Regions from separate parts of the Mus musculus genome. Here region 2 is linked to region 1. A link is a loop called in an ENCODE intact Hi-C map of the cell type or tissue named here. Cell type or tissue: left cerebral cortex. All regions are shown on one strand. Links, peaks and the distances in the headings refer to the core of each region. The heading gives the core; the rest is flanking DNA. Region 1 holds the start of Tnpo1 (transportin 1). Region 2 has its middle 30 kb from the start of Gm41036.

Region 1 (12,586 bases), core at 1,949-9,948:
CCCTGGCACAGGCTGGCATATGGTGCACATATCTGCATACAGGCCAAGCACTCATACACATAAAATAAATAAATCTAAGAAATATTTTTAAAAGAAGAAAGAATATGTTGAAAGGGGTGGTGGAGCTGGCTCAGTGGTCAAGAGCACTTGCTGAGGACCCAGGTTCAACACCCACAGGGTCACACTCACAACAATCCCTAACTCCAGATCAAGTGGACTGGATGTCTTCTGACTTCCGCAGGCACCAAATATGTACAATGCATATTCATACATGTAAGCATAACACTCACACATAAAAATAAAATAAATAACCCTTAAAGAAAAACACAAAAATATGCTGAAAGTTCTTTTTGGTAGGTAGACAGTAAACCCCAGAGGACACAAAATAAAGGTTAAGAAGGGTTAAGATGGGGAGGTGGGTGGGAAATTCGACTATGAACAGACATGTTACAAATCTGATAAATGAAATGCAGATGAAGGCTGACGAGGAACCAGGAGCCTCTGCAGTTACTGACAAAGACATCCTGACACCTGACTCATCCATCTTGTTAAGAAATGGAAGCTACTATGGTAAAATGGTTTTACTTTAAAATACCTAGGTTGGGTGTGGTGGCATATACCCACATGTGGTATATTTAATTTCAGCACTTGGGAGGCAGAAGCAAGAGGATCTCTCTGTGAGTTCCAGGCCAGCAGGATCTATGTAGTAAGTCCTAGGCCAGCCAGGATTATACAGAGAGCCTGTGGCAATAAGAACAAGAATAAAGTAAGTAATTGAGCGGTTTTCCTTTTTATGTATTTCATAATCTGAAAAACCCATTTTGTTCTTGATGATTTATACACGTAATGAACATGTTTCATTTCAAAATTTCAATAGTTTATTCTAGTATAATGTGAATTAAAACACTTGAGGCAAATCTGACCACACCAGTTAGTGTCGTTGCTGTCTGAAACTGCTTTGCACTACAATGGCAAGGCTAGTATGGACCAGAGAGTAGAAAATATCTATAATCTGCCACGTATGCTCAGTGGACCAAGAACACAGTAGGTGCTTACCTCCTGCACACACAGAGGAATGGGCTTCCAGCTCCCAACGCGCCAGCTGCACTCTACTCTTCATGGACCTCTCCTAGGCCTCCCTGGGCTACAGCAAACCTGTCGGCCTCTGACAGTGCTTGTGGCATCCTCTGCTCACATCTCTCTCCACAGCTACTGCACCAGCCAGCCAAGGCGACCCGAGCTTGTGCTCTCTGCAGCTGAGGGAGCCGACTTCTAAGAGTTTACTGCTTTAACTTGCTGACTTCAGAAAACCGTGTTTACTAAATATTTCCTTCTCTTGTTAAATACTGGTGTATATGTGTGTCTGTCCAGAGAGAGCTTCACTGCTGAGTGTGCCTGGGTAACTGGCCTGCGAGCTTCCAGGGAGTCGCCTGCCTCTCCCTCGCATCGCTGTAGGAGAAGCTGATTCCAGGGCTTCACGTGTTCTGGGACCTAAGCTCGCTCGCTTTCATGGCAAGCACCTGACCCATGGAGCCACCTCCTCAGCTCAGTTAGTTTTCAAAAATGTTAATCCCTAATGGAAACAAATGAAAGTTGACTCTGTAACTCGATGTTCACTTTTTAATGATGTGATTGTCATTATTGTTAAGCATTTGCTTACAGAAATACAACAGTTTGGAACATTCAATTATTTCTCTCCTATAATTTCTTTTGTTAGGAAAGACAAAAGTGATAGGAAGGACCTGTGTCCTTTCTGGGACAAGCACTTCTGGTGGGCGTGAAGGAGGAGTGCAATGTACTATCTCATCACTGTTTCAGTCAGCTGTAAAATGCAACCCACGTGCATGTATGTGGGGTTTGCCTTCCTTCTGTTTTCCTTCTGTTTTCAGCATGAAATCTTCTATCCTTCTTATGTTAAACAGCTCTAGTCTTCTTGGCTTATTTTCCATTAAGACTTTCATTTATTTCACCAGGAATGGGCTTCATCGAGTATAGTTTTCAATTCAATTACTTAATGGGCCTTTAAACTTCTCTTAGTCACTAAATTTAATCAAATTTGTGACTTCTTTGGTTTTTCTCTTTGCCATTTGTTGGAGAGCATTACTAAGAATGCTGAGCCCACATATTGTTGCTGCAACCATTTCAGAATCCAGATGTCTCTCTATATATATTATATATCTCTATGTATACAATTAGATTTCCTCCTGGTAAAGATTTTTTTTTTCCATTTTCTAAAATGTGGAAAGTTAAGGTCTGTCTGGTTTAATTTTGTAACTTAACCATTCATTACTTGGAGTATGTACTACACAGAAATGTACAAGTAGTATCTTTTAGACAGACAGACAGACCTAGATTCAGAGTCAGGCTTGCATATCTAGCCCTTGTGCAAAATGCATCTCCACCTTTTCCCATCAATCAGAGAAAAATAATTTCCATGTGTAACACAGAACTATGATGATGAGAATTCGGTATAAGAAATGATATGTAGCAGACAGATGACTACAGGTACCTCCTGACTACAATGGAAAGGAGCACTAATTCAGTCCCCCTCCTTCTCCTTTGTCGCCCAACAGTGGTGCATTAGCATTATGCTGCTTCTATTTATTTCATAAACATTACCAAATTCCCTCAAGCAAGCCTAGCATAGTAGTGAACATCTATTACCTTTGCACAGGGACGATGGCGGCAGAAGGGGACGATCTGAGGCTAACCCTGAGCAACAGAGGCTGTCTTCAAACAAACAACAGCAGCCCTAACGGTAGAGGCTTGTAAGCACAAGCTAAAGCAAGAGGATGAAGAGTGTAAGGGTTGCCTGGACTAGAGTGAGTTCAAGGTCAGCGCGCATAACTTAGTCCATCCTCAACATGTAGCCTGCATGAGGTCATGAGCTCAATCTCTAACACTACTCACACAGACAGTAACAGCAATAAAGATCAAACCACCACCAAGAGCAGAGCAGAGCGGTCCACAACATTAATCCAAGCACTCAGAAGGCAGAGGCAGACCTCGGTGAGATGGAAGCTAGTCTGGTCTTCTGAAAGTGTTCCTGTACAGCCAGGGCTACAGAGAGGGGCCCTGTCTCAAACCACCACCATGAAAAATAAACCTGCTGTCTTAGTTAGGGTTTTACTGCTGTAAACAGGCACCATGACCAAGACAAGTCTTATAAGGATAAACATTTAATTGGGGCTGGATTACAGGTTCTGAGGTTTAGTTCAGTATTATCAAGGCAGGAACGAGGCAGCATCCAGGCAGACATGGTATAGGAGGAGCTCAGAGTTCTGTATCTTCATCTGAAGGCTGCTAACAAAATACTGACTTCCAGGCAGCTAGGATGAGGGTCTTAAGCCCATGCCCACAGTGACTCACCTACTCCAATAGGCCACAACTATTCCAACAGGGACACACCCTCTAATAGTGCCACTCCCTGGGCCAAGCATATACAAACCATCACATTCCACTCCCTGGCTCCCATAGACTTATTCAAACACATGAGTCTATGGGGGCCATATCTAGCCATAGCATAAAAGTACATTTAGTCCAACTTCAAAAGTCCCCAGTCTGTAGTGGTCTCAACAATGTTAAAATTTCAAACTTCAAAGTCTCTTCTGAGATTCATCCAATCACTGAACTGTAATCCCCAAAGCAAGGCAGAAAACCAGCTGAGCCAATTCCAAACTCTGCATCTCCAAGGCTGATGTCAAAGCAGTCTTCAGATCTCCAACTCCTTTTTCATCTGTGTTGAAACTGCTTTCTCCTGGGCTGGTTCCACTCCTGTTAGCAGCTTTCATGGCTCTGGCATCTTTAGTATCTTGGGGTCTCCAAGTCAACTTCAACTTCACAGATTCTTGTTTCAATATCTGAGATCCACACATGATCTTCTGGGTTCCTCGAAAGGGCTGGCATCACTTCTCCAGCTCTGCCCTCTGTAGCACCCTAAGCTCAGGTTGATCCACTCCACTGCCATAGCTGTTCTTGGTGATCAGCCAAGAACATCCCCAATATTCTGAGGCCTTCTGCTGCAACTCGGCTTTACCAATCGCCTCTCATAGGCTCTCTTCATGGTGCCAAGTCTCAAATCCTTCAGTCCTGTGCCATTAACTGCAACCGAGGCTGCACCTTCACCAATGGCCTTCCATGGCTTCTCACAATGCCAAGCCTCAGCTGTTCTTCATGACTTCTTCATGTCTTCAAACCAGTACCACCTGAGTGACCCTTCAAGTACAGCAGCAGCAGGAGGTATAACCTTGGCTATATCCAGAACACAGCTGCTTTGTGCTCACAGAAAACACTGCCCAGAAGATTTCACCTCTGTGATACTGACTTCCAGGAAGCTAGGACAAAGCTCAAGCCCACGGTGACACACCTACTCCAATAGGCCATACCTACTCCAACAGGAGCACACCTTCTACTAGTGCCACTCCCTGGTCCGAGCATACACAAACCATCACACTTGCCTTAAGCAAAAGTAACCAGACAATATGAATTCAGAAACGTGAATGATACCCAGCATCTCAAAGAAACATCTAAAGTGCAGCTAATTGTCTCATGCACAAAGATGTTCGGTGTAGTGATTATGTAACTACAAAAAACAATTAAAAACTCTTTAAGAGAAATTCACACAAACATTACACATTCATAAAAAAACAAACAATATCACTTATTAGCTTAAGAAAATGCAAGCAGAAAATTACTTATGCAATAAAATCTCAACTGTGTAAATATACACATTTGTAGAAAATACACTGAAGGGCTTAGATAAATTACTGTACCATCCTGAAATTGGCAATTTTAAGTTTATTTCTCATAGTTATAAAAAACACTGAAAACGATGATGACGAGAACATTAGTGATTTGTGGAGCATCGACTCCATGTGGGCCTGGTTCTGAGAGCTTCCTAAGTGAACTCAGTTCTCAGAACACAACCGAGATGATGTAACCTGTTTCACGTTACACTGACAATTACAAAGGGCCTGGCTTAGATTGCCCATCCACATGCAGGACAAGCCTACCTTGTATCATAACCTAAGCCATTAGAAGGACACCGATGATTCAAACCCCTCACACTGAGAGCCACCTGTCTCCTTTCTGTACTAAATTCAAATAGTTCCACTGCCACTGACTGCCTTTTAGAAATAAGATGTGAGCTGGGTGTGGTGGCGCACACCTTTAATCTCAGCACTTGGGAGGCAGAGGCAGGTGGGTTTCTGAGTTCGAGGCCAGCCTGGTCTACGGAGTGAGTTCCAGGACAGCCAAGACTACAGAGAAACCCTGTCTCAAAAAAAAAAAAAATTTTTTTTTTGAAGACAAATCTCCATCCTCGTTTCTTGTTTCATTTGTGCATGAAGATGCTTGAAAGCGAATACTCTACTCATCACACCAACTACAGTCCTTCTAAGAACAGTGCCTAGGATAGATGTGTCAGAACCACACAAAGGCTTTGAGAACCTCCCTTCCTAACCTCTACCTGACTAACCACAGTCCACCCACTCTCACAAACCTCTGTCCAACAGTGAATACACTCCTCTAACCTGCTAGAGCCTTACTAACACTAGCCAAGCAGGACCTCATCTTGTGAGAAGTTTCCTTTTGGAAGGTGCACTGTCCTCCGTGATTCTGAAATCACCAGTTACACTCTAGTTCAGCTCTCTCAATCTCTGCACGTAAGCATTTGGGGGGGGTGGGGAGGGCCAAATCTTTGGCATCTTATACCACATTCTTTTCTTTCTTTCCTGGTTTGTTTGTTTTTGGAGACAGAGTTTCTCAGTGGAGCCCTGGCTGTCCTGGAACTCAGAGATCTGCCTGCCTCTGCCTCCAAAGGCAGTCCGCATGCTGTCACCTTCCTCTCTTTCATTTATTCTGGTTACATTTACTTCATGTGGAACTTGACTTGGCTTCCTTAGAACCTGATTTCTTTTCAAAAAAAAAAGCTTGCCAATATGGCTAACAAACACAAGAAATTCCTCTAAATATAGCACATGTTCACATTTCAACACAATTTAAGAAAACTGAATGCACACAATCACTTTAACATAAGTAAAAAAAAATAGTCATAAAACAATGACTATAACAATTATTGATACTGGAAATAGTCACAGCTAGGATCTTTTTTTTTTTTAAGATAAAATTCTATCCTGTTGCTATTATATAATGGCAAAAAGGCACAGCTAGGATCTTTTTTTTTTTTTAAGATAAAATTCTATCCTGTTGCTATTATATAATGGCAAAAAGGCTTTTAGGAATGGAGGGAGAAATACAAAAATATTTTCTATAGGTCTTTCAGTGGGAGGAATTCAGTAATTTCTGGCCAGGGCAGGATGGAAAAGCACATGGCTAATGGAAGGCCGAGGCCCTCTTCAGAAAGGGAAGACGAACCACTCACAGTGCAGTAGGTGTACACGGACTCAAGTAAAAGCTGAATTGCCAAACCACTATTCACCCACACACGGCAAGTGTCAAGGAGTTTAAAATAAATCGGCCACCTCTAAAGTAGTATTTTTCCTTTGCACTTGCAAATTTCCACATAGACCAGCCATTCTCTAGAACCAGGACGGAGGGTTACAGGACAGTAACAAGGATCACTTCTCACCAACTACAAACCATCCACTTACTTCATTAGCACACTTTCTTACCACACTTAAGTGAAAGTTTCGATAGGGAAACTCAAAACCCAGCAGGTACTTTTGGTATCCTAAAGATGAACACGTCTGAGCGTGCACATTGCAGACAGACAGGTCAGTTCCAAATACTGATTTCACCGAATATTTTGCATTTAAGGAGCGTCTTCTCTTTAGGGGGGAAAAGCATTGCTTACGTACTCATTGAAGCCATCACTGTTTTTCGAACAGGACATACTAAGCTTCTTAATACAATCTCCCCAACTAGTGGACAGCCTCTGACTTCGTTTCTACAGTTAACAGCTGATTCGCGACTGGCGTAACAAAGTGAAACTGTAAACAATCCCTGCAAACCCCACGTGATTAAAAAAAATTAAGCCCCGCGAGATCATTTCTAAGAGGAAGAAAGCCTTTCTAAAGCCAGTTTGATTGTGGTGGCGGGTCTGTTCCTCGGCGGCCCTTCCCCGTGGCGTGGGCAGACAGAGGCAGACGTGCAAAACCCACAAACCTAAGCAAAACCCGTAGTTACAAACATTAAAATTATGTTCACAGGTCGCGAGGCCAGCAGGCCCTCGGGGGAGACGGATCAGCTGGCTGCAGAAACCGGAGTGTGCGAGGCTCCGGGACAAAGACCGGCGACCTCGGGCCCTCGCACCGTGCGGCCTGACGGGCATCGCAGCGGCTCGGCCCGCCAGCCTCCCGCCACCCCCAGGACCGACCTCCCGCTCCTGGGGCGCCGCCTGCCCTGTCCGGGACCCGCAGGGCGCCCGGGACCGCAGCTGTTGGGCTTAGAACCGCGCCGTCGCCGGCGGGCTCCAAACGGCCAGGCCCCGTCCGAGAGGGCGGACAGCGGAGCGCGGTCCCCTCGGCGCGGCGGCCGGTCGGAGCTCGCTCGGGCCGCTTCCCACCCGCCTCCGCCCTGGCCACGCACCCTCACGCCAACCTACCCGGTCCCACACCATCCCAGAGGCCTCCGGCGCTCGGGCCTTTCTGCCGAAGCGGCGCTGCCTCCCGTCCGGGGCCTGAAATGGCTGCGGAACAAAGAGAATCCGGGCTCCGGCGAGCGCCGGTCCGATTGGCCGGGGGGCGGAGCCCGGCGCGGGAATCTTCGGCGGCGGTCGCCTTGGCAACGGCGACGGGGCTGGGAAAACTGCGGCCTGGGCCTGCTGGCCTGCGTCGGGAAGGCGGGCGGGCGGGCGGCGCGCCCCAGCGGTTTTCACCAAGCGGGGTCCCGGGGTCGACGCCTCGGCCCCGTGCCCGCCTCACACCCCCTCGCGCCCACTGCAGCCCCCACAAGCCAGCCTGGGGCTCAGTCGCGGCCTCCGCTGCCCAGCCCGTTGAGTGTGAACGCCCAGATGCACGGCCCTTCCGGCGGCAGGTGACGTGCGTGCCCGGAGTGCACTCGTGTCCCCCCCGGGAGACCGCCGAGCCCAGAGCCCGGCGACACCCACCAGGCCGCTCGTCCCACAGTCGAACTGTTACAGCTTTCCTGGGACAAGGCAGAAGGGTGTGGGCGGACGGCGGCCCCCTTGATAACACAGGGGCTTCTGAAATGTGCTGATGTAGCACGAAACTACCATATAAAACCAAATGAAATGATTTAGAAAATTAGGTTTACATCTCTAGGTATGTTTCTACTATAAAGCTAGTTCCCTGAGCTTGGAGATAATAAGCTCTCCTCTCTCCTTATACAGCCACCACCAGAGAGGTACTGTAACTTCAAGCTGAAAGTGTTTTAAAATGGGAGAGGTAGGCACTTTTCAAGCCAGTTGCAATAATGGTAATGAAGAGAGGTGAATTGTTCTTCCCAGTGGTAGCACACGCTTTTAATCCCAGCACTTGGGAGGCAGAGTCAGGCAGACTTCTGAGTTCAAGGCCAGCCAGGGCTATACTGAGAAACCCGGTCTTGGAAGAATCGTTCTTCCCTGCCTGGTTATTTTTACACAAACTTACCACGTATGAGTATTTTAAATATGCACAGCAAGGTGGTCCTTTTTTCTGAGTGAGTGGCCAGCGAGAATTATCTTCACATCAGTGCTTTCAACTGCCTTAGTGTTACATACTTCTTGTTTAGGCAGTGATTGCTCTCCATACACTTTACAGGTAAAATTATTGTACCTAATTCTTGAAAAATGCTAAATATTTACAACTTATTTATTAAGAAGCTTAAAAATCTTCACTTGTAATACTTTTTAGTGTTACAATTAGCTTAACTCAAAGTTTGAGACTAAAAGATGGTTTTTATCATCAGAAAGCTGAAAATTGAAAGGGAAAATATTTAAAATTACTAAAATATGGCCAGGCATGGCAGCCCACACTTTTAGTCCCATCACTCCAGAGGCAGAGGCAGACAGATTGCTGAGTTCCAGGCCAGCCTGGCCTACACAGAGAAACTTTGTCTCTATCAAATAAAATAAACATTTTTAAATGTTGATTTAATAGAAGTTAGATAGAGTAGTGTTCTTGGAAAGGAATTTTCTAAGAAGGAATATGTCCTAAGAAAAACAATTTAATGTAAACCTTCCTCCAGAGCAGTTTGGTGAGTCTGCAAAAAAATTTACTGCAAGGAAAAATGTAAACAGGTCTTATTTTATACTTAAAAGCTTTCATTGTAGAGTAGAGACTTGTAAAAATCAGATGATTGTGTGATTGTGGTAACTGAATCTTACATTGCTGGAGATTTAAAAAATAAAATAGCATTAAAATCTATAAGATTAGGGGCTGGGAAAATGGTTCAGAGGGTAACAGCCTTTGTTTTTGCAGAGGACCTGGGTTTTAGTCTCCAACCATGAGGTAGCTCATAACCGTTCATAATTCCAGTTCCAGGGGTCCAATGCCCTGCTGACCTCCACAGACACTAGGCATTCCCATGATGTGCGTGGCAGCAAAGCACTCATACACATAAATAAAACTAAAGATGAGCAACTAAGGATTGTTGTAGGACCTACACCAAGCAATGAAGAAGAATTTACCTAAATACTACTTTGGGAATAAACAAAGCTAACTGGAAGGAGGAAGGATTGAATATTAATTAGTATATATAAAAGGATTTATTCCCTTGAATTCTTTTTAAAGAAAAACATTTTTTTTTTGGTATTTTATTTTTGGTACTTTTTGGTATTAAAGGTATGTGTTACCACCACCCCACATGAATTTTTCTTTAGGCAGGGCATGGTGGCGCACACCTTTAATCCCAGCACTTGGGAGGCAGAGGCAGGCGGATTTCTGAGTTCAAGGCCAGCCTGGTCTACAAAGTGAGTTCCAGGACAGCCAGGGCTACACAGAGAAATCCTGTCTCGAAAACAACAACAAAAAATTCTTGGTTATTAGATATTATAAAGTTGAGATGGGGCTGGAGAGATGACTCAGTGGTTAAGAGCACTGATTGCTCTTCCAGAGGACCTGAGTTCAATTCCCAGCAACCACATGGTGACTCACAACCATCTGTAATGGGATCCGAAGCCCTCTTCTGGTGTGTCTGAAGAGAGTGACAGTGTACTCACATACATAAAATAAATAAATCTTTTTTTAAAAATTGGGATGAGATAATCTAAGAATCTATTCTTTCATTGGATTGAAATGAGAATGTGACTATACAGAGATTCTGGGTAGAGATGCTTTAAATAAGTGATCTTTGACTCTGATCTTAAGCTAAAACTACTCTTACTCATCTTAAGGCTTATGACCATATGTGATTTAATTTTTCTTTTCTGCTATTTTTTTCCTTAGTGTACAGGATACCAGCTACTGCGTGATGTTTCCTCTTTACGTTTCATGTGGTGAAACTCTGCAGACATGTTGGCATTTTTCAATGACATATACTGAAATTTAAGATGGTAATAAACTTTGCTTTTAACCTTAAAACCTTTCTGTTCTTTAGTTAGTTCCTCTTTTTTTTTTTTTTTTTTTTTTTTTTTTTTTTTTGGTTTTTGGAGACAGGGTTTCTCTGTGTAACCCTGGCTGTCCTGGAACTCACTCTGTAGACCAGGCTGGCATTGAACTCAGAAATCCGCCTGCCTCTGCCTCCCGAGTGCTGGGATTAAAGGCATGCACCACCACGCCCGGCTTAGATTATTTTTAAATTACAATATATTTAATAAACATATTTTATAGCAAATATATTAAGTATTTAATAATTATTAGCACAATTATTTTATTAATTATTAGTAATAAATCATTACTAATGCTACATAGAAGCTCACTAAGATAGAGCTGGAGTAGTACCTGAAGTAGGCAAGCTTTAAAATAGAGTACTTCTCAGAACCATTTTTCAGTTGTGCCCCTGGAAAGACACTGTTGTCTTACCCAACCTTCTTTCCTTCTTAACTCTTGATTCTGTTTAGCACTACACAGTTTAAGGAATTGTCTTCTGCTTTGAAACATCTCCAGATTAACATTAAGGAAAATCTTTTTAAAGAAATAATTTAGGAGAATGTAAATGCTGCAGGGACAGTTATAGTACATTCAGCAATATGTAAATAATCTATAGGCATTTCTTACTTAAAGCAAACCCTTACATAAGGCTTTAATTTATAAAATGATAAATTAAGAAGTTATTTTTAACTGGGGAAGGATTAACTTTAAATTCCTTGAGCTATTAATAACTCCTAGCAATTAAAACATAATTCTATTTATAAAAAGGGCCTACTTAGGCTCCTGCTCCTGGGAAGATGCAGAAGGCACAGTGTTCACTGTTCTCAGTACAGCCAAAAGTCCCAGACATTGCATAGAAAACAAGCAGCGGAAGAGGCTTCTGGTAGAAAGCAAATAGACTGAGCAGGGGCCGTGCGACTCAAGGAATGACACAAAGATGAGGTCTCCCGGGTTTCTTTGGCCTTATATAGCCCACACTTGAAACTGAACCTGGAAATCCCAGTGGCCCGGACCAAAGCACAAAACAACAAAAATGTTCCATCAAAACACTTCTCTCTCTAGCTGAAGGGGCAGTACAGAATACAGAAAACTTTTGGACAAGAGCTGATTAAGTCAGCAAAAATCAAAGGATATTATGATATGTCCCACCCCACTGTCCTGTCAACAAAGTCCTAGCAGGAAGCCTAGATTTCTACTTAGGTTAAGGTAGCTCCTCCCTCCTTCCCTAGGATCCTGCACACAATGTTATCACATCTGAAGCCTCTCAATGTCAATTAAAAAAACCTGCAGGACTTGGGCCTCTACCAAACTGGCAGTGGTAGGTAGTGCCTGCCCCCTACCCTACTCATCTTGTGAGCAGTGTCTCAGAAAAAGTTAGCTAAAAGAGAGGACTTTAAAATATCCTAAATCTTGTAACACAGTACTCCAAATCAGTGATAATTGATATAGCAGAAAATTATCAAGAACTAAGAAGACCTCGAGCTGTATGGGGCAGAGGGAGGGGAAGAGACATAAATGACAATCAGAGAACACAGAGGTAATGCTGGTGAGATGACCCAGCAGTTAAGAGTTCTGTCTGCTTCTGCAGAGGACCCAGGTTCCATCCCCAGCACCACCAGGATGGATCACAACCAGCTATAATTTTAGTTGCAGATCAGATGACTTCTTCTGACCTCCTCGGGCAGCAAGCATGTAGGTGGTACACATACATACATGCAGACAAAACACATACACAAAACAAAATAAGTAGATCTATCTAAAACAACAACAAAAAGATGATACAGTGATATAGGAAGTATCTGACCAAGAACAGGGCAGGATGGCCCACACATTTAATCCCAGCACTCAGGAGACAGGCAGGTGGATCTCTGTGAGTTCCTGGTCAGCCAAGGCTACAGAGTCAGATGCTGTTGAGAGAGAGAGAGAGCAGCCTGCAAAACAATTGAACAGTTGAACAACTGAACAATTGAACTTTAATTTTCTCAAACCTTATTTTTAAGGATGGCTCTTAAATGCTTTAACCTCTGTCTTAGTTAGGGTTTTACTGCTGTGAACAGACACCATGGCCAAGGCAAGTCTTATAAAGGACAACAGTT
Region 2 (12,586 bases), core at 2,629-10,628, 220 kb after region 1:
CCTGAGAAATAGGGCTGGTTAAGAAGACCCCAGAGGCTGTTAGGTCATGGCCTTCAATCTGAGTAGGATAGATTATTAAAGGGTTTTGATCATACTAATTATACTATCTGATTCACTTTTTAAACATTGGGATTAGTTTTGACTGAAAACATAATACACAAAAGTCATAAGCATTTCTGGGACTGGCCCACATTCCAGCAGTATTGCCCTGGTGTGCTGCATTGCAGGTGCCCTGTGGGGAGACAAGAGCGGGAGATGGGGCTCTATTAAGTCGCACCTCCAGCTCTTCCGAAGGGTGATGAGGATGGTGCTAGCCGGAGTGGAAGCCTCGTGGTTCTACCAGCTCAGGACAGCATCTATTCTTCATAAAGGGTTTTTGGAATCGACAGGGTAGAGACCAAAACACGGCCAGAACATAATTAAAGTCCTATTTTAATAACTCTCCAGGTGGCTGACATGCCATCTGTGAGCAGACTATCATCGAACACGATCACCTAAACTCATTTATCACCCACCGCCCCACATCCTTGAGGGACTTAGCTTGCCCTTGCTCTAAAAAGGGAAACTCAATTTTAACAAAATTTGTTCGGTGAGTTATTTAATTAGAAAGGCGCCTTTGCATATTCCATAGAATTAAAGAAAAAAAAATCTGCTCTGAAATTAGTTGATAACTCCTTGCAAAGTGCTTTAGTCATTTTGTTGATATGAGACAGATTACAATTACCCTGATGGGATGCCTGAGCGAGAGAAAGAGAAAGCTATGTAGTATTAACCTCTCGCAGACCTGACCATTTATCTAGTTGGTGCAAAAGGCCCTGAAGTCATTTTCAAAACTTTCCTCATCTTATCTGAAGGAGATAAAAGAAATGAATTGAAATGTTGGGAAACTTATTAAGATAGTTTGAGGATTCCGGTTAAGTAGCAAGAGAGATAACATCCAGGAGCGGCAATTTTGATGGAAGGGTCCCTTGGCCCCTTCACTCCATGAGTGTCCTGTAGGGCTCCCTGGGGACAGAAAAGGAGGGGGAAGTTGCTTTCTCTGTTAGGAGGCAGGTTTTGTGTCTCTTCCTGGGAATGGTGAAGCTACTCAGAGTATAGATAGAATAAAAGCTCCAGGCTCGCTCCGGATGCCCCAGAAACTTGAGTTCCAAGGTGACCTTCAAATTCCTCAGTTTGGAGTTTTGAGGAAGGAAATGGCGGCTCGAGGAAGGCTTGGAAGAACGTTATCTCTGGCTCCCCTGGGAACATGCCAACAGTGGGTTTCTATGGTGGAAGGTGCCCACTGCTCGGCTCCATTGAGTCCATAGTTCCACTTGAGGAGAAAGAGCAGAACGTTTTCTACTTGTGGCTGCTCCTCATACACATATCTATGGACAGTTGGTACCTGAGAGGCCATGGTAGGTTTTCATTGGCTTTTATTTTACTCATTATAATACGCTAAGACAAAAGAATGCATATTCTTCCCCCCTGGTAAAGGGCAAAGAGGCACCTTATTAGTGGTGTAACTCTTACATCGGTAAGGGGCAGAGCCAATACATGGCAGTCCTTTGTTCATTTTGGCTTGATACTTGGTTTGGTGGCCAAAATGATCTTATGCCTGGGATTCATACAAATCAAATCAAATCAAATCAAATCCAGGCAACACAGCATGGGAGGAGGAAGACAGAGGGACCTGCAGACTGCCCTATCACCCACAGACCTACCCTCCAGCCCCTGGCAGAGGTGGGCCATACACATCCTCTTGCCACCATGCCACACAGCATGGATGGAGAACTGTCACCCAGGGACCCACCAAAAGTGTGGCCAGGCTGCAGTGGGAACCACCGCAAGTTGTGAGAATGTGGTGGTCAGATGGGAGAGAGAGAGAGAGAGAGACGTGGAGCAAGAAGAGAGATGAACCTGGAGACTCAAGGGTGGAGAAGAGTAGCCTGCTGTGATTGGAGAGCCCTGCTTCCATGGTGAGGTCCCAGCCCAAGTGGCCACTGAAGGCCAAATCTGAGTCTGTGGTTATACAGCAGCAGGAGTTGGTATAGATGTCTATGGCTCATATTACCACTAGAGAACATGGTCCCTGGTTGGGGCAGCCACTAGGGAACATGTGAATGTGTATAATTGGTCCCTCCTCCTCATTGGGTGCCACATTCTGAAGAGCTGACCCCATCTCTGACTGGAGGCAGCACTCTGGAGAGGATACCCTGTGTTTTGTCCAGGCAGCACAGTGGGGTTGGCCCTGGTGGTGGGGTGTGGGTGAGTCACACAAGAGTGTGAGTATGGGAGAAGCTGATCCTGCTACTCACCTGCTGTTGGGTAGTATGAGAGCAGAGGTGATTCCCCCCACCCCCTCCATCTGGGGCAGTCAGGAAAGCTGTCTACAGGGTCATGAGTTGGGAGTTGGGTGTGGCTAGCCCTGCCCCTTATCAGCTTGTGCACCCTGAATGTGACCTCAATAGTACAGCCCCCATTGTGTCAGGGGTACAGGTGAGCCAGCCCCAAGAGTGAGAGCATAGGAGAACTGTCCCCTCCACTTGTCTGGTATAAGTGGGTACAGGAGTGATGCCCTTGCTCCTGCTGCAGATGGAACAACTGGTCTTGGGGTCATGAGAGCAGATGAGCTGTCTCAGTCCCTCACAGAGACTGTGGGGGGATATTGGGGGAAGAGTGCACTCAGCTCTGGAGGCATGGGTGCAGGCGAGCCAGGGGCAGGAGAGCAGGAGAGCTGACCCTGCCTCCTGCCGATGGCAGCACTGGGTGGTCTAGCCTGAGCACTGCTGGAGAGCTCAGTCTGTTGGTCCAGATAAGGAAGAGCTGGTGGGCTGACCAGCTCAGCTACCTACTGCCCAAGTCCAGACCCAGGGCTCTGAATTGACCCACCCCCAAATCCGTATCATCTGTGAATGGTTGGGACTTTTGAAAGGGCCAGCCCTGCTGTTCCAAAGCTGCAGGATTTCCATGACACAGGGCAAAACCAGAATATCCCAGAGTAGCCCCAATGAGGATCCAGTGTTGGTAGTGTAGCAGAAGCCAGAGATCTTGAACCAGACCAATGACTCATTGAAATAAACATTTCCAAGTGAAGATGTGTGGACAGAGGGATACACTGTGGGACACACTGTGACACACTACAGCTTCCACGATGAGCTGTTTTCTATGCTTTGTTTGTTCGCTTGCTTGCTTGCTTGTATGTTTTATTTTGAAGGGGATTTGCAAAGACAAAGGGCAGATATGAGGGGATGGGAAGATGAGTGGTACTGGGGTGAATGATGTGAACCTCACAAAGAATCAATAAAAGGGTTTAGAAAAAATACATATTATTATACACACACATATACATATATACATACATACATACATACATACATATGAATCAGTAATACTCACTTTGAATGAAATAGACTGTATGTCATAAAGATACTTAACACTGCTGACCTGAACCACAAGCATAACAAAAACAAACAAATAAACAAACATTGTTTAGCTTGGTACTATATAAAGCCTATAAAGATAGAGGACAGACTGTGTCATTCAGGGACTGGCTCTGGTGTTGGTTTGTGGTTGAAAGGATACCTAGTCCTGTCTCTCATCTCCACAAAGGCTTGCCTGAGATACCAGTGTTGCTCTCAGGGAAGCTTGAGTGTGTATGTGTGTGTGTGTGTGTAAAGGGAATAGCTAACTGAGCTGAAGGAACACCACACGGTGACATGTTCTTCAGTGGATATCTCAAATGTAAAGGTCTGAGATGATAGGACAGGAGCTTTGGGGGCCACAGGACTATTTGACCACGACTGACTTGGGTGAGCAGGTGGGAGGGGGGAATTTCAGGTTACATCCAATGCTAGTCACCTCCACGCTAGCATCCTCTTTTGTGTTGACTAACCAGGCTGAACAGAAGAGGAAGAGAGAAGCTTGGCTCTCTCCAAAGGGGCCTGCGAGGGTTAGGAGGCAGCGGTTTCATAGGAAACACCTGGGATGCTTCAGACATGGCCACGAGGCTCGACATCAAATTATTGATGGTGGTCGTGAGGGATCAGAGAACGAAGAGGGAGTGGTAGAGACCATTTTCCTGAAGATGTGACCTAAATGCCTCTTTTTCTATTCTGGAGGCCTTGTTCTGGAAGGGATTTAGACTGCCTCTGGTTCTCTTTGTTAAAGGTATGTACCAAAACCCCAAGTGCACACAATATGTGCACATGCTTGCACACACACATATGCATGCATGGATATGCTCACGTGCACATATACTGTCTGCATACATACAGACAGATGCCTACATGCACACATATGATTACATGTACATACATTGCACACATGAACAGTGTCTGCTCAACTTTCTATACCTGGCAGGGAGGTATCCATGCTTTGGAACCCTAAGGATATTCAGATAGGGCAGCACCTCTGGAGGTCAGGAGTGGAGAAAAGGTGGGGTTTTCCGCCACTGTGGTAAGGGTAGTGAGCCAGCAGGTAGGTTGAGGGAATTCCCTGAGCCTGGGAAGATGGGAGGGAGGCAGATGGGTTGGAGTGTGAGGAAGCCCAGCTGGCAGATCATCTTTTCCCCCTCTGAACCACTTCATGCCAGGTCCAGCTATTACCATAGAACTTGGAGCTCTCCAGTGCAGACCTCGAAGAAACAGCCTTAGGTCAGGAACAGCAAATCTCTTCTCTTCCCTTTGTATCCAGTTGTCAAGAATCACTTTAAAGGGCTGTCTTCATTTGCAGTCCAACTGCTTTTCAGAAGAATTGAAGGCGTGTGGCAGGGTGGACTCCAGAGATAGCATAGAAATCCCAGCCCACACAGCCTAACACTTTGCAAAGCCCCTTCCTCTTCCCAGTGTTGTACCGTGTCCCTGTGCCCTGCCTTTCCTAACCTGTTCTCAGCAGCAGGTGCAGACTGACCCAGAGCCTTCGGGTTCTCACAGCTGACGGACGTGTATGCTCTCTTTTCACGAACAGTCAAAGTTTACCCCTTTGTTGTTTTGAGTCCTGACAATAAAAGAAACCATCTGAGTTGAGAGGCTAAAACACAAAACCAGATGCATGTTCATTTCCAGACAAGTTTTCTGATCTTTATTCCCTTTTTCAGATGCAACCATGCCCTATGTCGGGAAGCTGAACAGAAATAGGAAATTCTAGCTGCTAGATCAGTGGCTCTCAACCTGTGGGTCATGACACTTTGGGGATTGAACAACCCTTTCCCAGGGGTCAAATATCAAATATACTGCATATTAGATATTTACATTATGATACATAACAGTAGCAAAATACAGTTACGAGTAAATATGAAAATAACTTTATAGTTGGGGGTCAACAGAACATGAGGAACCATGTTAGGAAGGTTGAGAGCTAGGTTCTTTCCAGGAGATAATCTTTTGTAAATAAACTTGTAAATGTCACAACATTGTTACCCACTCAAAATAATTATTTCTACATTTATTCACTGCCTTCCTCTGCCTTTCCATAATAGATTAGAGTTCTATACGTCTGTTAAAACTACAGCAAGAATTATATATTTATATATTTCACGCTATTCAATATAAGTGATAATACTTTTAATTATTGCAAAATTTCCCCCAAGAGTATAACATTATAGCATTTAAAATGTGTAGAGTCAACCAGTAATGAAATTTGCTTAGCCTGATTTAATAAAAAAAATTCACCCATTTTTTTTGTTTTGTTTTGTTTTGTTTTTTGTTTCTGATAGCATCTTCCCCCTGCCATCCCACTATCATGAGATGTAGTCAGGGATAAACATGCCTGTGGATGCCACAGACTCCTGGAGTGGACACAGATGTGGATGCATTTTAATCCGTGCTAACTGGTATTAAGGAAAGACCACGGTTCTAAGTGGACATATAGTCAAAGAGCCCAAGGCTGGAGGCTGGAGAGAATCTCCCCCGGAGTGAGAGCTGAAGGAGTGACAGCTAGCTGCAGTGTGGGGGACTGAGCTGGAGTGAGGGACCTTCCTCTCTGTGCAAGTCTATCCTATCTCAGTAGAAGACTGCCTTCTTGTTGCGCTCAGGGGACAAAGTCGGCAGAGATTTCGTTCTCAGTGACATATGGCCGTCCATTTTAGTCCTTATTCACACAGAAATTTCCTTCGAGGGATAAAAGAAGAGAAGAGAAAGCAGTCAAACTTCGGGAGGAAAGTGAAAACCCTCCCCAGATGAGAAGACAGATGGGACATAGGAGGTGGTAGCTAGAGGGTTGGGAGGGAGATGCCGAAGATAACACCCAGTCTCTGCAACGAGGCTGGACTATTTTTACACGTATCATACAGATTGTTCAACTGTGGTCTGGGCTATAAACTGTCATTCTTCAGTGTGGGGAGGCAATGCATGCTGGGATCCTGAAGAGTCAAACACATCTCCAATCACGTGATTGCTAACCAAATGCTGACACGATCAACCTTCACCCATGAATGGACTACACGTGGTACGTACCAGGCTGAGGCCAGGTGCAGGGGCATCTGCAATCAGGGAAGCAGTGACAGATTTATTTGAAGACCATAAAGCTGACACTCCTTTTCTGAAACTGTTTTTTTTTTTTCTTTTTTGCTTTTCAGAGAAGATGATATGAACCTTCTGCTCTCTTTGGCAGAACTTCTTCTTTAAAAAAAAAAATGATATTCATCCTCTTCTAGAATTCCTGAGGTCAGTACAGTGTAATAAACTAGACCTTGGTGAAATATTGAAATGACTATGGCTTTTAGGGCTAACCTGGACATTGAATAAATGACCAACAACAGCTGTGTGTGAGAGAGAGAGAGAGAGAGAGAGAGAGAGAGACAGAGACAGAGAGACAGAGACAGAGAGAGACAGGGACAGAGAGATTTATTGTATACATTCATTTATTTTGGAGTTTTGAGGTAGGGTCTTACTCTATAGCCCAGACCTGCCTCAGATTCAAATTTGTTCTCCTTCCCCAGCCTCCAGAGCCCTAGGATGTAGGATGTAGGTGTGAACTGACATACCTAGCTCAACATAATAATATTAATGTATGCCATAGAAGGCAACTTCTGGCTTTGGAGATTAGATAAGAATCTAGGAATTTAGTAGAGAGGGGGAGAGAAAAAGAAGGATGGAGGGAGGCAGAGAGGGAAGGAGAGAAGGAGAGGGAGAGGGAGAAAGGGCACAAGATACACCCCAGAGGACAGCCAGGCTACATTACCCTGAAAAGACAGGGTCTCCAAGGCTTGTAACGTGATGGGGGCCAGGGAAACACTGGGAAACGCAGGGCTTGCAAGAGACTGTGTATGCTGCCATGCCTACGGAGCAGCTTGAGATTTCAGCCGGCTCCAGTGGTGCCTATTCTCACCGTGGGGATTCCTCCACAGTAGTAAGACCAGGGCTAAACAGACAGGAGCTGAGTGTGAACAGGGCCTAGGGATGGGCTGCCAGGAACAGCCCTTAGCAATGGGCTCCCCTGACCTCATTTTGTTCTTTGGAGCAGTAGCTCTGTAAAGCCTATGGCTGTGAGTCGTTCAAACACATGGGGGTGTGGGGGCTCTTTTGGGATTTTCCTTGCAGGAACACTCCCCGCCTATAGCAGAAGTCTGGAGAACTCTCTGTGATTTGGCCATCCATTTAACACTCTCTTCAGAACATAGGTACCAGAATTAACAGTCACGGCAACTTCTTTTGGCAGATGGGAACTCATTTCACAAGTTCCTGAAGAATGCTGGCTTTTCTTTAGCTGCCAGAAATCCTACAGTGCAGCTTGAGCCCATTTCTAAATATATATAGACTGCGTTTTGGAGTCTGGGGAACTGGAGTTTCCTTTGGACTGGATGGGGAGAGCTCCCGTTCTCGGTTCAATGAGTGAGGTGAGGGAGGCTCAAATAAGGCTTCCCAGAATGAATCTTAGAGAAAGACTCAAGGGCCTTTGCTTCAGTCTACCTCTCCCCACATGCCACCCCAGGAGCTAGAACACAGCCAGTCATTTGCTTTTCTGTTGGTTACAGTATATATATTCATGTTATTTAAATGAGGTAATGAATTTTAAGTCTTCTTCTTTTCTTCTTTATTATGTTATAGCAACGCCCATCTTCACTGGCATCCATGCCGACACTTCCTAAAATCTACAACTGATACAAAGCTGCTGGAAGTTTCTAGAATGAAGGTCTTATAAGAGCTTTATAAAAAGAATATGTGAGCAAAGGGAGGATGTGGGGAAGGTGGCTAATGATCTGACTTCTAGATCAAGAGCACCCGGAACCACAGAACCACAGGCCCAGCGCCTCTACGGATGTGCAATTTAAAATGCACCACTCCAATGTCATGCGCCGGAACTTAATCCAAGAAGTCATGAGGGTAGCGTTAATGGTTTTATAAAAAGACAAGAGGGAGCTGGACTAGAATACTTGGTCAGTCTCACCGTGCCGTCAACTGCCAGGATGCTCCCATCTCGGGAGAAGAAGCAGACTTCCTGGTCTGCAGAGCTGGGATCCAAATCTACATTTATCCTGAGATGGACAGCTCTGGAGGGTGAGCTGCAGGTAGACCTATCTGGAAGTCAGCGATCGTCCAGCCAAAAGGAAATGGAAGAAGAATGGGCTTAGACACTCTTAAACCGAGAAGAGGGTGAGACACCTTGTCTTAAAGGATCAAATACTACTCCCCACCCCCTGTCAAACCAACCAACAGAACCTCAAGACCAGAGTGGGACTCGGTATTGTATGGAACCACGTGAAACAAATGACAAAACAAGCTCCTTTAATTGCTCTTGAAAGTTACTGGAAGTGAGCCGCGTTCTAGAGGGGAGAAGATGCCAGTTGCCTGGCTCAGTTCATGTTACAGAGATGAACACAGAGGAGGTCAAGGTGAGGTCATGAGCCTCAATTCTGTCTCACTGACACACTTGTGGACCAGTGGGAGTCCACAGCAGGGCTTTCAGGCAGCCACGAAGGGGACACGGTCTTTTCTCCTCCCCTCTACATAACATACTCATTACCAAAGCCTTTGTGGGAACCTGTTTCTGTTGCCTTCCTTCTCGGGTAGGGAATGTCCTGGCCCTGGGAATTTAGGGAAATCAAAGCAAGGTTTCCTGGCTAGCATGTAAACTCTGGGGCTTTCCTGGGCCTCTAAACCTGTTCCACTGTATGTCACATTACAGAGGCCACCAGATAGCCAGCTTGATGAAGGAGAGAGGCAAGTGTGTTCGAGCACAGGCTGGATTCCTGGATGGATTATGCTGACTGGAGAAAGGGCGACTTATTTAGCACAGCTGCACAAAGAACACTCTTGGCTGTCCTGGCTTTCAGAGTAGGTTAGGGCAGAGGCTAGCTGCCTCTGTCTCCTGAGCATCACACTGGGGCTGGGATGTGGATAAAGCCTTGGTCCAGTATGAGCTGAATGGAGTATGGAGGAGTGACCGGGAGTCTAGAGACCCTCTCTCAGCAAAGGCTGGCCTTCTTTATTCTCTTCAACAAAAAGGATTGACAAGAAAGATTCTGTTCAAAGTCTTTCAGCTTTAGAGCGGCCTGCAGAAGTGGGAGGGGGAGGGGCACAGCCGGCAGACTGTGGTTTAATTGGAAGCCGGGGGAAGAATTCAAGTTTGAATTCAAAATGATAAAATGGCAGAGGAGGAGAAGATGCAGCCTGTCTCTCCTTAAAGAGATCAAGAGATTTTTTAGATCTGTCCGCATCAAAGTTTTCCCTCTCTCTAAGGAAAGAAAAATCACTCCGTGTTTAACTCTCAGGCGTTTGTGGTGACCTCTGCACTTCAGTGGCCTCTGTGTAGCTACTGGCTTTCACACTTAAGGTGGAAAAGTTTCCTTCAGTGATCCTGAAAGTACTGCGGGGGTCTTACTAATGGACACACAGCAGGAAATCGCAGAGGCCGTGACTGACAGATGGACCGGATGGACCGACACATTTATTCCCTTTCTGCTATTCAGTTCTACCCGCCTCCCTTTTCCTTGCAGAGAGCAAAAAGTTACCTTTTTAGAGCCAAGGTGGTAAATGAATTCAGCATTTGCTTAGACTTGTTGAAAAGGAGCACCGAGGTGATGCTGAGGACCTAGGTAAGGATAATTGGTGGAACTTAGAGAGCATGCGCATGTTGGAGGGGTAGCAGGCAGAGGACACAGGCTGGTTGAAGGGAAGCAGAAATAATAAAATAACTATACATAGTGATAAGGCCTATAAAATAGACCAGGAACAGAGGTAGTGGACGTGTGACGTAACAATGTGTCCATCTGGATAGCCGGGGAGAAAGGAGTTTGCTAAGGCAGAAGTTATGCTAAGAGTAGAGACTCGATTTCAGGCAGAGGGAAAGGCCCCCCCTGGGACAGACCAGTGACACAGACTGCTAGATCCTGAGAGTGGCTGAGACAGAGAGGCTGTTTTCTACTCACCAGAGTGCATGGGATTCATCTGTGAAGCTTAGCTGAGCTCTCAACCATTCCCTAAGTTCACATGCCAAGTCTCTTTAAGGCGAGGCCTGACCTTTTGGCACAGGCCCTGGCAGAGGCAGACTTGGTGCATTGTCGGTTGGAGTGGGCAAACAGTAGTCAAAGACACTTACCTGCAAAGCTTGGGACCAAAAAAACCTGACCCCCTTTTGTTGGCATTGTGACCCTCCCATCAACGAGATCAAAGAACGGGCGTGGGGGATGATGATGTCATAACATACATACTGCACCAGGGCATGGAAGGACACGCCCCTCCCTCAGTTTCCAGTTAAAGGCACAGTTTTGTGCCCATATGCCTCTTTTCCTCCTGTGATTTTCCTGAATCCTACCCCAAGACATCCCCCAAGTTGGTTCCCGACTCCACATTAATTGACCATTAACTGTGATAGGCCCGTGCCTCTCGGAAGGGAGGGGGTTTTCACTTCTCAGTGTCTTTATACTTCCAGTTTATATTCCAGATGGCAGTCTGACGTAAGACCTCTCATGGTTTTCACTCGTGAAGCTGTAGGAGGAGCAGCAGCATCGTGTGTCCGTGGTTCCCATGGTTGCCACTGTCTAACCTTACAACTTGGGTGGTCTGTTTATGGTACACAAACAGAGCCATGTTCAGCTGCTCTTTCCAGTCTTTTCCACTGTTCTATTGCGTTTTATGTACCCCACAGGTGGGGCCATGAAAGGAAGATAAACACTTCTCAGCTGTTATCACTTTTACTGCTAAGTTTGTCATCGGATAGTTCACATCACCGAGTGAACCAAACACTTGAAATAGGCAGAATTTAAAAATTGATATTTACCCCATCGTCTCAGAAAGACTGAATAACCAAACCAGGAGTCACATCCTTCAAGAGGCCCTAATTCCTTCATTCCCACCCCCCCCCCTCTGTGTGTGTGTGTGTGTGTGTGTGTGTGTGTGTGAGAGAGAGAGAGAGAGAGAGAGAGAGAGAGAGAGAGAGAGAGAGAGAAAGAGCAAGAGGGAGAGTGTGTGTGAGAGAGAGTGTGTGTGTGAGAGATAGAGTGTGTGTGTGTGAGAGAGAGAGAGTGTGTGTGTGTGAGAGGGGGGGGGGAGATCTGAAAAGGCCAGAAAGGGGAATCAAGTCCCTGGAGCCAGAGTTATAGACAGAAGTTATAGAACATGGGAGCTGGAAACATAACTTACCTCTGGAAGAGCAGCAAGTACCCCACCCTCTCTCATTTCTCTTTAAATTTGATCTTAATAGATGACAATGACCTTGTGAGGATTCAAATGACTTTCAAATCTGAAAGTCGAAAAGGCTGAAAGGGCTTATTTGCAGCCCCTGTTTGCAAAATTGTCAATTCAGAAGTTAATATTTGCGGACAGTTATGAGAGGTAAGGAATATATCACCCTCTTCCATTCTTGTTTGAGATTACATTTTCAGTTTTTACTCTGTGCTTACTGTTTTTGGTGTTGGAGGCAAAACCTTGCCGGGATTTCAGGAGACAGTTCCCGTGCGAAGTGAATCGAGGGGCTGTTAAAAATGCTCACCCCGGACTTGCTCAAGATCAATTTGATCAGTTCTCCCCTTTATTCAAATGTGCAGCCAAGGCTGAGACCACAGGTCTGGACCTCAGACACCGCTGGGAATCTGAGCCAAAACAAGATGCCCAGAGGATGACTCAGCCGGTAACAGGAACTTGACTCACACCAGAAGTGAGAACTCAGCAGGTGGCCCAAAGGTTGTCTATAAGGTCTAGAGCAGAGGGAGGCTGCGGCTTGGGGCTGGAAGGATGGGACGGCGAGCCTACAGGGAAAGCTGAGTACAGAGGAAGCCACACCGGTCTGTTTTCAGAACCGAGCGTAAAGGCTGCTTTACCCTAGGGTGGAGAGAGTCCTCAAAGCTGATGCTTCAAGCAGCGTGGAGAAAAAGCGTTCCCAGAGCCAGCGAGGAAGTTGCAGGCATGAGAGAGGGCACCAGTAGGTGTCCCCGTTTGATTTGCGGGACCTAAGAAGGATCAGAGCAGCAGCGGGAGCCACGGGAACCATGCGGGGTTACGCTGAAGGTCTAGGACAGGCAGGGCAATCTGGCTCCTGCCAGTTTTGGTGACAGGTGTAGCTTGGGAAGCCCCCATGCTGGATTCCTGAACCTCAGCAGCTCTCCACAAAGTGCTACTGTGTTAGTCCAACACAAACTGTTCACCGTTAAAGAACTCTGAAGGACCTT

What was found. Hi-C counts contacts between places; a loop is a spot of excess contacts. Peaks named below come from ENCODE experiments on the same cell type or tissue, not always from the same donor. Only the 100,000 strongest peaks of a DNase experiment are listed, where the experiment ranks them.
Region 2: it touches region 1 in a loop (5-fold over the local background); 3 of 42 quality-filtered maps call a loop at or near these places.

Annotation. Positions count from the first base shown.
Region 1 is chr13:98,918,687-98,931,272 of GRCm38, forward strand. It overlaps Tnpo1 (transportin 1), which reads right to left and starts at 7,698. Exons shown (of 24, transcript NM_178716.3): 1 at 7,565-7,698. The coding sequence starts at 7,579. Gm52051 reads left to right here and starts at 5,726. Exons shown (of 2, transcript XR_003950643.1): 1 at 5,726-8,720; 2 at 10,347-10,475. In left cerebral cortex, for the core only: no CTCF peak of the experiment used is centred there; DNase peaks (open chromatin) are centred at 5,535, 6,509, 7,068, 7,710 and 1 more place; H3K4me3 peaks cover 3,134 bases; H3K27ac peaks cover 3,066 bases.
Region 2 is chr13:99,140,394-99,152,979 of GRCm38, forward strand. No RefSeq gene overlaps it. Among named protein-coding and RNA genes, the nearest start is that of Gm41036, 30 kb to the right of the region's middle. In left cerebral cortex, for the core only: no CTCF peak of the experiment used is centred there; DNase peaks (open chromatin) are centred at 6,159, 7,582, 9,486 and 10,259; H3K27ac peaks cover 4,569 bases.